Regions from separate parts of the Homo sapiens genome. Here regions 2 and 3 are each linked to region 1. A link is a contact called in ENCODE Hi-C data. All regions are on one chromosome and are shown on one strand. Each heading gives the region's core, a stretch centred on a gene start or an enhancer-like site at or near the end of the contact. The rest is flanking DNA. Distances are from core to core; before and after follow the strand shown.

Region 1 (3,157 bases), core at 220-2,719:
GCACATTTTGGCATAGCTGGAGAGGCACAGGCAATGAGAAGGATGTTGAGAAAAGGCTTTAAAGAGAAAGGAAATAGCAAAAGCAGGGGTAGCAGTTAGAAATCAATTAAGAAAATTCCCCATGTTAAATAGAAAGAAGGTGGGAAAATTGGAATTCAAATCATGGTTTTCCTGACTCCATAATTTCAGCTGTTGGCCCAAGCTTGCATCATAAATTCACTGTTGCTTTTCTGTGCTGAAGACTTTTTTGTGGCATAAGGTTTGTAGTGGATGAGTTGGGGGAAGGATGGAAATAACTTTGTTACCCACACTAAACCTGTAACCTCTTCCCATATTTGTCTGCTGCCCTCTCCCCTCTCCTTTATGAGGTTTGATTGGAAGAAGGAGCTATAGGAATCTCTTGAGTTGCTTTCAAAAGGATATAAAATGACTCCATGAATAAAATCTTGAATTCAATTATTGTGGTTGTTTCCACTTCAATCTGTGTTTTAGACAGCCATCAAACATTTCCCCACCTTATTATGAAATAATTTAAGGAGAAATGTGAAGGCAGGTCACAAGAAAAGCATGGGACCATCGACTTCAGCTGAACATCTCTAATTGTGGCTTTAATTGTAATGGAGCTTTGACTGAATTCTCATAGAGCTTAGAGATGGGAGTTTCTAATAAGATATATTCAATAGAGGAATTCTTAGAGTGCATTGGTGCTTAGGACAATGTGTGGTTTTAAAAATCTTTGTTATGTGCCCATAAACTATACATTGAGAATCAATTCTAAAAGATCAGTCCTGAAGACATAATAAATGACTTCTGAGGTTTGTCCATGAACTCTATGAAATTTCATATATGTGTGTTCTCACTATTTGAGGAATAAGACCTACAGATTCCTTTAGTTTATTTACCTCAAATAAAGTAAAACTAAGATCAGTGCGTTTCCTTAAGACTCACTGCTTTGTGAAACAATGATATTTTAGATTTGTACTTCGCAGTTTACTAAATGCACAAACACACACACATATATACATTTAACCTCAGTATTCAAAGAACCTTTAGCATTGGTTGTCTAAACAACATCCCATGCTAAGGTTTTTGGAATGGAGCAAATTATAAATAATATTTTTTAAAATGTGTGAAAAGTTGGCTGCTTAGAAAACATGGTCGTGACCACAATGTTTATATTAGCCCACATGATTAGGTTTCCTGGTGTATAAATAGACACACTCAAACTTGTTTAAGCAATGAAGAGAACTGGTTCAGATAACTGAAAATTACAGAGATAAAGTTGCTTTTAGGTGTGGTTTGATCCAGAAGTTAATTGTGGCTCCCAGGCGCCGGTTCTTTCAGCTCTGCCACCTCAGTGTGTCAGTTTTGTCCTCAAGTTGGTGTCTCTTGTGGAAGCAAATGGTCATAACAGTTTCATGTATCTTGTTCCTTGCAAAGTGAAGAGGAAGTGAAACTCTTGGATGCAGCATTGACTGGCCAGTCCTGGGACCATCCGATTGGGCTAGTGCATTGGTTCACATGTCAACTGAACCCAGTTTTTGAGACCAGAGGGCACTGAGTGTGCTCATTGGCTTCAGCATGGTCACATACTCTTCTGGAAGAGCTGAGAGTAGAGTCGCATTCCTTGGGGCCACATGGACAGCAAAATGAAAAATTAGTGGTCTTAGAAAAGGGAAAAAATTATGAACACTGGGAAAGTGAAAAGATAACTTCTACACTGAGGCAGATGAAAAATACAGTGTCAATAGCAAACACTGGAGGAGAATATCTTGACATAAGCAGCATTAAGGCTATTTAAAAGGAGGAAACAGAAGCCCAGAGAGTTGGAATAGCAGCCTATAGGCACACAAGCAGTAAGTGGATGAACTGGGACTCAAAGGCAGAACTCTTAACCCCAAATCTATTGTTCTTTCTCACATATACTGTTATTTCCACAGAGAACCAAGTGCGTAGAGCTCATAAACTGCAAAGCAAATTTGGCTGTGCCTGTGGAAATAAACTGCTGGGTAATATATGACTTAGACCAATGACAGCTGTGAATTTCAGTTTCATTTCCAGATACAGAGATAGTTTGCAGAATGGTGGAGTTTTCACTTGCAGGGCACAGTAATGCTCTTCACTTCTCAGAGGCTTTTCAGCTAAGACTGTCAAAGGTCTCTGGAAAGATGAAACATATTCTACTCCATAATTGAGGAGCCAGAGGCAAAGGGTAGTGAATTAGCCAAGCCACCACCAGCGCAGCCTAGATGGCCTTGGTCTCCACTGAGCAGTTTATAGTTGTTTTCTACTATAAATAAGGGCATGCACGCAGGAGCATGAGAGTCACAGACCAAGTCACCAAAGGTGACCCAGAGAGCCTGTGATTAACTTTTCTGTGGCCAGAGAGAGAAAATGGAAAAGTTCAGTAGCAAAGTAAATTTTTGCCACAATGGTGTTGTTGAAAAATACCCATGACTCAACTCAGCAGATTAAGTTCTGCTCCTGGCTCAGTAAGAAAATAACCTTGGCCATATTATTATTATTCCTCCCGATTTAAGACGAGGAATCTAGACTAGACCACCAGAGACTTCCCCAACCCCCATCCCAGCTTTGAGCATTTGTGTGCTTTGTTTTTGGTCTTTATTCTTTTTTTCTTTTCTTTTCTTTTTTTTTTTTTTTTTTTTTTTTTGAGATGGAGTCTCGCTCTGTTGCCCAGGCTGGAGGGCGGTGGCGCGATCTCGGCTCACTGCAAGCTCCGCCTCCCGGGTTCCCGCCATTCTCCTGCCTCAGCCTCCCGAGTAGCTGGGACTACAGGCGCCCGCCACCACGCCCGGCTAATTTTTGTATTTTTAGTAGAGACGGGGTTTCACCGTGTTAGCCAGGATGGTCTCGATCTCCTGACCTCGTGATCCGCCCGCCTCGGCCTCCCAAAGTGCTGGGATTACAGGCGTGAGCCACCATGCCCGGCCTGTTTTCAGTATTTATTCTTCTCTCTGCCACTGGGTTATGTAACAAATGATGATTCAAACCTGACAATTAAATTGCATTAGATCAGTGCTCCTCACACCTAAGGTGCAAAAGGAATCCCCTGGGATTCTTGTTAAAATGCAAAGTCTGGTTCAGCAGACGAAGGGTGGAGCTTGAGGGTCTGCATTTCTAATAAACCCCTGATAGA
Region 2 (3,157 bases), core at 409-2,908, 1.7 Mb before region 1:
AGCCTAAGTGAGATTGCAGAGATCTGGGGCCGCTGGAGGAGGTCCTTCCGCCCCGGGCTTGGGGCTTTGGGTTAGCTTCTCCCCCGCTTCTCTACCTAGGCATCTCGGTTACAATGAAATTAAAAACAAAACACAAAGCAACACAAGTTCTCATTGTTTTTCCCCTCTGTCAGCCAGTGGCCTCGATACAATTTTCCCAGGGCTGCCTTTCCTTTATTGCTCAATTTAACCTCTTCCTAGAGGTTCTGCAAGTTCAAGGGCAGGATCCGTGTCGGATTCATCAACTAGTGCAGCGCCTAGTGCAGAGCAGGGGGCTCAAGAAATACGTGTCGACCGCATGATTGCTAAGATTTCCCTGTAACAGGCGGTTTTTTTTTCTTGTCTCTCTCATCCCTCCTGCCCTGGGTGCAGACCGCGAACAGCGCCGCCGAACTTCCCAACAGGCAGGGAGAGGGCCGATCCGGGCTGGCACGCCACGTCCCCGGGGTCTCAGTCCCTGGGTCAACGCAGAGAGGCTCGCGGTCCGCGGTGCTACGACCTGAGCCCGGCCACGTGAAGCGTCACGCCCTGCGCTGCTGCAGGGCAGGCGCCGCCGCCGCGGTTGTGTAACGCTGCAGCCGGAGGGGAGGCGACCGGGGCGCCTCTGCTCCGGAGGGGGCAGAGGAGGGAGGGAGCGCCGGGCACAGCGCCCGGTATCTTTCTGCGCTTGACTGGCCGGGAGGAAGGGGGTGACACTGGGGCACCCAGGGGGCTGCGCAACCGGGTGCCCGCCCGCCCGCAGGTTGTGCCCAGGAGCGGAGCTCCTGGGAGCGAGGGGCCCTCGGCTCACACCCTCCACGGTCAGGTGCGCGCGGCGTGCTCGGCGGCAGCCTCAGCTGCCCCTGCGCTTGGCCGTCGGCCCGCTTCCCATGGGGTGACATCCGCCCCGCCCCTCGGTCCCTCCCCAAGGCGGGCAATTCCTGGACGCGAGGGTGAGCAGTGGGGGCAGGGAAGCCAGGACGGAAAGAAACCCCAGCCTCTGGGGAAGGCTGGGGGGCCGGGCGACTCCCTCCGCAGCGCGCCGGTTCCTCCAAGCGGGCCGGGCGGGGGAGGAGGAAGAGGGCTGGGCTGGAGCTAGCAAGGGGATATTCCTCTCCCGGCTTGAGTCAGACGCGGGCGGATCCGTCCTCCCCCGTTCCCTCCCAGGAGACGGGAACTTACTTCATTTCCCTGGGGCAGGTTCGCCCACGTTACCAACTTCTCCCCCTCCCCCAGCACCCCCGTCCCTTCCAGCTTCCGCGCCCCCCACCCAACTGGGCAGGACCCAGGTCGTGCTGCCACCCCCTCTTCGGGGAAAGGCGGCCGCAGCCGCAGACACCTGGGGGCCGGGGCTGGGGGTGGGGGCTCCCTAGCAGCCGCCGGAGCGTTGTCCAACACGTGAGACTCATGTGATGAAGCCGGGGGAGGGCGGGCAGGTCGCTCCTTCCCTCCCCGGCAGTGGCCAGACGTGCCTGGAGTCACAGGGTAGAACACGTAGCTCCAACCCACCCACTCGCTCCCATTTAACCCAGCCCGCAGCCTCTCCATTACTCCTCGGCTTGCCCCCCCACCCCCCCACTCCGCCCTAACCGCCCCCCCCTCACCCGCTCCCTCCCGCCTCCCCGCCCGCCCCACTTCTCATTCACTTGGCTCGCACGGCGCAGACAGACCGCGCAGGGAGCACACACCGCCAGTCTGTGCGCTGAGTCGGAGCCAGAGGCCGCGGGGACACCGGGCCATGCACGCCCCCAACTGAAGCTGCATCTCAAAGCCGAAGATTCCAGCAGCCCAGGGGATTTCAAAGAGCTCAGACTCAGAGGAACATCTGCGGAGAGACCCCCGAAGCCCTCTCCAGGGCAGTCCTCATCCAGACGCTCCGCTAGTGCAGACAGGAGCGCGCAGTGGCCCCGGCTCGCCGCGCCATGGAGCGGATCCCCAGCGCGCAACCACCCCCCGCCTGCCTGCCCAAAGCACCGGGACTGGAGCACGGAGACCTACCAGGGTAAGTTGGCACTCCTTGGCCCTTCAAGCCTCAACTGCAGCCCCATGTTATGCGCCACTCTCAACTTGGAGCAGCTCCGGGCGCACCGGGAGGTTCTTGCCCGGCAGAACGCCTGCAGCCGTGCGCAAGCAGTCACGACCCTTCCTGGTCTCTCTTCCTGCAGGATGTACCCTGCCCACATGTACCAAGTGTACAAGTCAAGACGGGGAATAAAGCGGAGCGAGGACAGCAAGGTAAGCAAGTGCACCCCTAGGGACCCTGCGCTCAGCCCCTCGCGCGCGCTGAGTTTCCAAGAAAAGTTTTCTCGCTTTGAGGTTGGCGAGGGGATGCAGGGTGTGGGCTCGGTGCCTCTTCTGAGTGACTTGGAAAAGAAAGGGCAGACGATGGTTCTGGGTGCTACTCTGCTACTCTGCTCCTCTGCCGGACTGTTGCTGCGGGGCTGGGAGGATAGGCTTCTCATCTCCTTCCCCAAGCGCCCACCGCCTCCCCGTGCGTCTTGCAGGAGACCTACAAATTGCCGCACCGGCTCATCGAGAAAAAGAGACGTGACCGGATTAACGAGTGCATCGCCCAGCTGAAGGATCTCCTACCCGAACATCTCAAACTTACAGTAAGTGAGAAGCTGGCCCCTTTCCAACCCAGTCCTTTGCCCAGAGGGCGGGCGGGTCACTCGCCGCCTGCAGGTTCCGCGGGGAACTGCAGACCAGACTGGCGGATCAGAGCTGGCGGGTGGCTCTGCGGTGGGGTCCTCCTCCACAGTCCTGGCGTTTTCTGGCTGACTCATGCAAATGAGGCGAGAACCACTTGGACCTCTCCAAGTTGGCTCCAACACCAACTGGCCTTCCTTTTCAGGAGTTTAACTTCTGGTGATTTTCAGGATTCCCTAGTTTTTCTCACTTAAAGGAACACGCCAAGAAACACACACATTTTATTTACCCCTTCCCCTCTACCACTCCCCCCACCTTTTTTGTTGTTGTTGTCAAATAAGGGGACTTGCTTTGGTGTGTGATTTTTACGGCCTGTCCTTTCTTGACAGTAGCCCTCGGCTACTTCGCAGCCTTTGGTTGGGGAAATGGAAAAAAAAAAAATAGTATTTCGGGAGGAACAAAAAAGCCTGGATGAGCTGGAAGTTCTGAA
Region 3 (3,157 bases), core at 181-2,680, 1.5 Mb before region 1:
AAGGCTCAGCCAACAGTAAGGACCTTCCTATGTGCCAGCTACCATGTGCTGTAATCAAGTGTTTTCTTAGTTCCCCTTACACCTCCTCTGTATTTCAGAAAGTCCTCTACCCTGAAAATGTGATGAGAGTGCCACATGACAACTTACCTTCTTATGCACTCCATTGGTCGGCCATTCAGCCAATATCAGATTTGGGGGTCTAGTCAGGTCTTGCTTCCCAAGCTTTTCAGAAACCCTGATGAAACAGGCATAGGGTCTAAACTTAGGGAGGGCAAAACTTACAGCCAACTCCAAATGCAGCAAGCAAAATAAATAAGCGCCTAAACCATTGAATCTTTATGTGAAAGCCATAGCCCTTTAGAGCTAACATTTGCAATCTTCTTAATTATAGGAAGTAGATACAGAGGGGTAAAGTTATTTAACTGGGAATCTACCCCACACCTCAAAGGTTAGGTCACTAATTGCGGGTGCACAGGAGAGATGGTAGGATGGGAGGGACAGGAGAAGACATGTTTAGATATATCTGGTAAATAATTTGGTGGTGGTGGGAGCCTTCATTCCCACCCCCAACCCGCCCCCCCCTTTTAAAAAAATCCTATTTCCGAGACAAAAGCAATATAACATAACTTTGTATTTCCTGAAACTTCCAGTTTCTAAGAACTGTCCAAGAGTACTTACACGCACATTCCCGAGACCGTTGGAGTTGTTCGATAGGTCTAGGGAGGGATCTGGGGATACGTGTTTTACAAGCACCATGAGCGATTCTTCAAAGTTGGGTGTTTGAATCAAAAGAGCAGAATTCATGATACCGTTTTGTGCACTCCTTGAGCTAAAAGGTAGTATCCCACCCTCTCCATAAACAGACACCTAAGTTATAAAACTTATGCGCTCGATATGCAAAAATAGCTCGTTTTATACAGAAACGATCCTTTCCTTCTTTTCCTTATATATCTTTTAACTGTCATCACTCCTAACCTAGACCTAGAGTGGCTTTTTCCGGTCCTAGCTCTGCCGGACACACGCTCTGCCCAGAGACCCGATCCACCCAAGGCCAGGCGGTCTGGGGTCACGTCTGTGTCCAGCGTCCGGCGGGCGCTGCCGTGCCGCTCTCCCATTGGCTGGAAGTTCCCTCGCGGGCCGGCGCGGCTCCTGCTCGCCACGCCAGCCCATCGGGCTACGGACCGCCCAGGGGGGCGGGGCTTGGGAGTTGGGGCGGGGCCCGGGTGAGGGGCGGGGCCTCGGGGCGTCGCGGACGTCCTGGCGGCCTACTGCGTGGGAGGGAGTCCTGGGCCGCGCCCCGCGAGGCCGGGCCCAGGCCGGGCCAATCCCGGGCCACTGGGCGGGCGACCGTGGGGCCTGGCCGGCCCGCCGGAGAGCCTGGGGGTTGGGGACGATGGGCTAGTTCCTGGTGCGTCACGGGGGAGTTCCTTAAAGGGGAAGCGAGCCGGGCTACGGGGCGAGCGCGGGGTGCGGTGGTCGGCGGGGAGGCCCCCGCGCTTTAAAATAATGCCCGCGGCGCCCGCGCGACCATGCAATGGCGAGCGCTCGTCCTGGGGCTGGTGCTCCTCCGGCTTGGCCTCCATGGAGTATTGTGGCTCGTCTTCGGGCTGGGGCCCAGCATGGGCTTCTACCAGCGCTTTCCGCTCAGCTTCGGCTTCCAGCGTCTGAGGAGCCCCGACGGCCCCGCGTCGCCCACCTCGGGGCCCGTGGGCCGGCCTGGGGGGGTATCCGGGCCGTCGTGGCTGCAGCCGCCGGGGACCGGGGCAGCGCAGAGCCCGCGCAAGGCTCCGCGGCGTCCTGGGCCGGGGATGTGCGGCCCAGCCAACTGGGGCTACGTGCTGGGCGGCCGGGGCCGCGGCCCGGACGAGTACGAGAAGCGCTACAGCGGCGCCTTCCCTCCGCAGCTGCGTGCCCAGATGCGCGACCTGGCACGGGGCATGTTCGTCTTTGGCTACGACAACTACATGGCTCACGCCTTCCCCCAGGACGAGCTCAACCCCATCCACTGCCGCGGCCGTGGGCCCGACCGCGGGGACCCGTGAGTAGCCCCCGCCGCCCGGGGCCGCGCGCCCACGCGCTTCCTTCCGCCCTCCGCGCCGGGGTGCAGCCCTCTGTCCTCCGGGGCCCCCGAGGGCGCCAGGGCCGTTAGGGTCCCGGGCAGCGCTCCCGCGCCCTGTCCCGTGTGAGTCCCTGTGAAGACCCCCGAGCTTGAGGGTGCGGGGTGGGCCGGTGGCCTTCCTCTCCTGATTCTCCCGGAATCTCCAAACTTCAGAACTGCTGTCCAGCTCAGTGTCTTACGCGTGAGGATACTGAGGTCCAGGACCAGAAGGGACAGTGGCAGTGCCAAGGGCTGGCTTGGAGGGCTTTCCACTTCCATCCGACCCCTTCCTCCGGATGAGCATAAACTCTAAATGAAATCTCCATCATGCCCCCCGTGTAAACGCAGCCTCAGAACAAGCCTTTACCTCGCACCCCCACCTCTATCACATTGCCACACCCACGTCTTTTCTATGTAAAAAGCCTATAGTTGACTTCTCCAAAGCCGTCCATTGAGTTTGAGGCAGAACGGGGTTACAGCCTCTCCTTCACAGGGGCTGCTTCTTAGGCTGAGGATAGTTAGGTGGTGGGGAGGGAAGCTATGTGGCCCACTTTTGGGGTCCAGATACTTGAGGTGAAATTCACTGGATGCCAGATTGACTGTCAACGTCATCGCCCTGTACGATCTGTCTATAAATCCCCCGCCTCTGGTGGCGTGGTTGTCCGGGAAGGTCAGGCAGTCTTCCCTGTTCACCAGCCTTGTTTGCAAAGGCTGAGCTCCAAGGGTCACCACTGTTGACATCAAAGTCCAAGAGGGCAGTACACCCAGCTAAGGACCTCTTACCTGTAGGGAAGGAATGTGCATTGCCATAGACCCTGTTAGTCCAAATAGTTGACTCCCCTCCCCTGGATGGGAGTGGAGGAGTTGGTTTGCTCAGTGTCTTGGCACCGTCTGGGGCAAGCATTTTCCTTCACCTGGAGGAAAGCAGTGGAGTCCAGTCCTTAGGTTCTGATAAGGAAGCCTATAGACTAAACGGAGTTGGGTTTTTAAAATGGTGTGGTTATTTACACATTTATGTTTTAAATTGCAGTTTGAGAGCATGATTTCTACCGAAGCAAG

Evidence for each region. A loop is a pair of places that touch in the nucleus more often than their neighbours do. Pooled maps may share reads with other maps.
Region 2: a loop to region 1 is called in a map with no recorded cell type, with 19 times the contacts of the local background. The contact joins the promoter of BHLHE40 here to the enhancer-like site in region 1. A Hi-C loop is called at or near these places in 2 of 37 single-sample maps with no recorded cell type and 1 of 50 pooled maps.
Region 3: a pooled map shows a loop between it and region 1 (4-fold over the local background). The contact joins the promoter of EDEM1 here to the enhancer-like site in region 1. A Hi-C loop is called at or near these places in 3 of 37 single-sample maps with no recorded cell type and 2 of 50 pooled maps.

Annotation. Positions count from the first base shown.
Region 1 is chr3:6,678,287-6,681,443 of GRCh38, forward strand. The region is part of intron 2 of GRM7-AS3 (GRM7 antisense RNA 3); the gene reads right to left. All of the region lies in intron 1 of LOC105376944 (a long non-coding RNA gene), which reads left to right. Among named protein-coding and RNA genes, the nearest start is that of GRM7-AS3, 130 kb to the right of the region's middle. Within about 2 kb of position 1,470, at least 2 of the 41 ENCODE cell types and tissues checked have a DNase peak (open chromatin) inside an H3K27ac peak, as active enhancers do.
Region 2 is chr3:4,977,779-4,980,935 of GRCh38, forward strand. BHLHE40 (basic helix-loop-helix family member e40) reads left to right here and starts at 1,659. Exons shown (of 5, transcript NM_003670.3): 1 at 1,659-2,020; 2 at 2,184-2,253; 3 at 2,523-2,630. The coding sequence starts at 1,941. It overlaps BHLHE40-AS1 (BHLHE40 antisense RNA 1), which reads right to left and starts at 2,183. Exons shown (of 3, transcript NR_125916.1): 1 at 2,017-2,183. RefSeq lists enhancers at 1-70, 191-240, 371-490, 1,791-1,940, 2,048-2,642 and silencers at 601-1,370, 1,581-1,640.
Region 3 is chr3:5,186,277-5,189,433 of GRCh38, forward strand. EDEM1 (ER degradation enhancing alpha-mannosidase like protein 1) reads left to right here and starts at 1,431. Exons shown (of 12, transcript NM_014674.3): 1 at 1,431-2,038. The coding sequence starts at 1,530. RefSeq lists silencers at 1,060-1,469, 1,710-1,879, 1,930-2,219 and an enhancer at 2,370-2,419.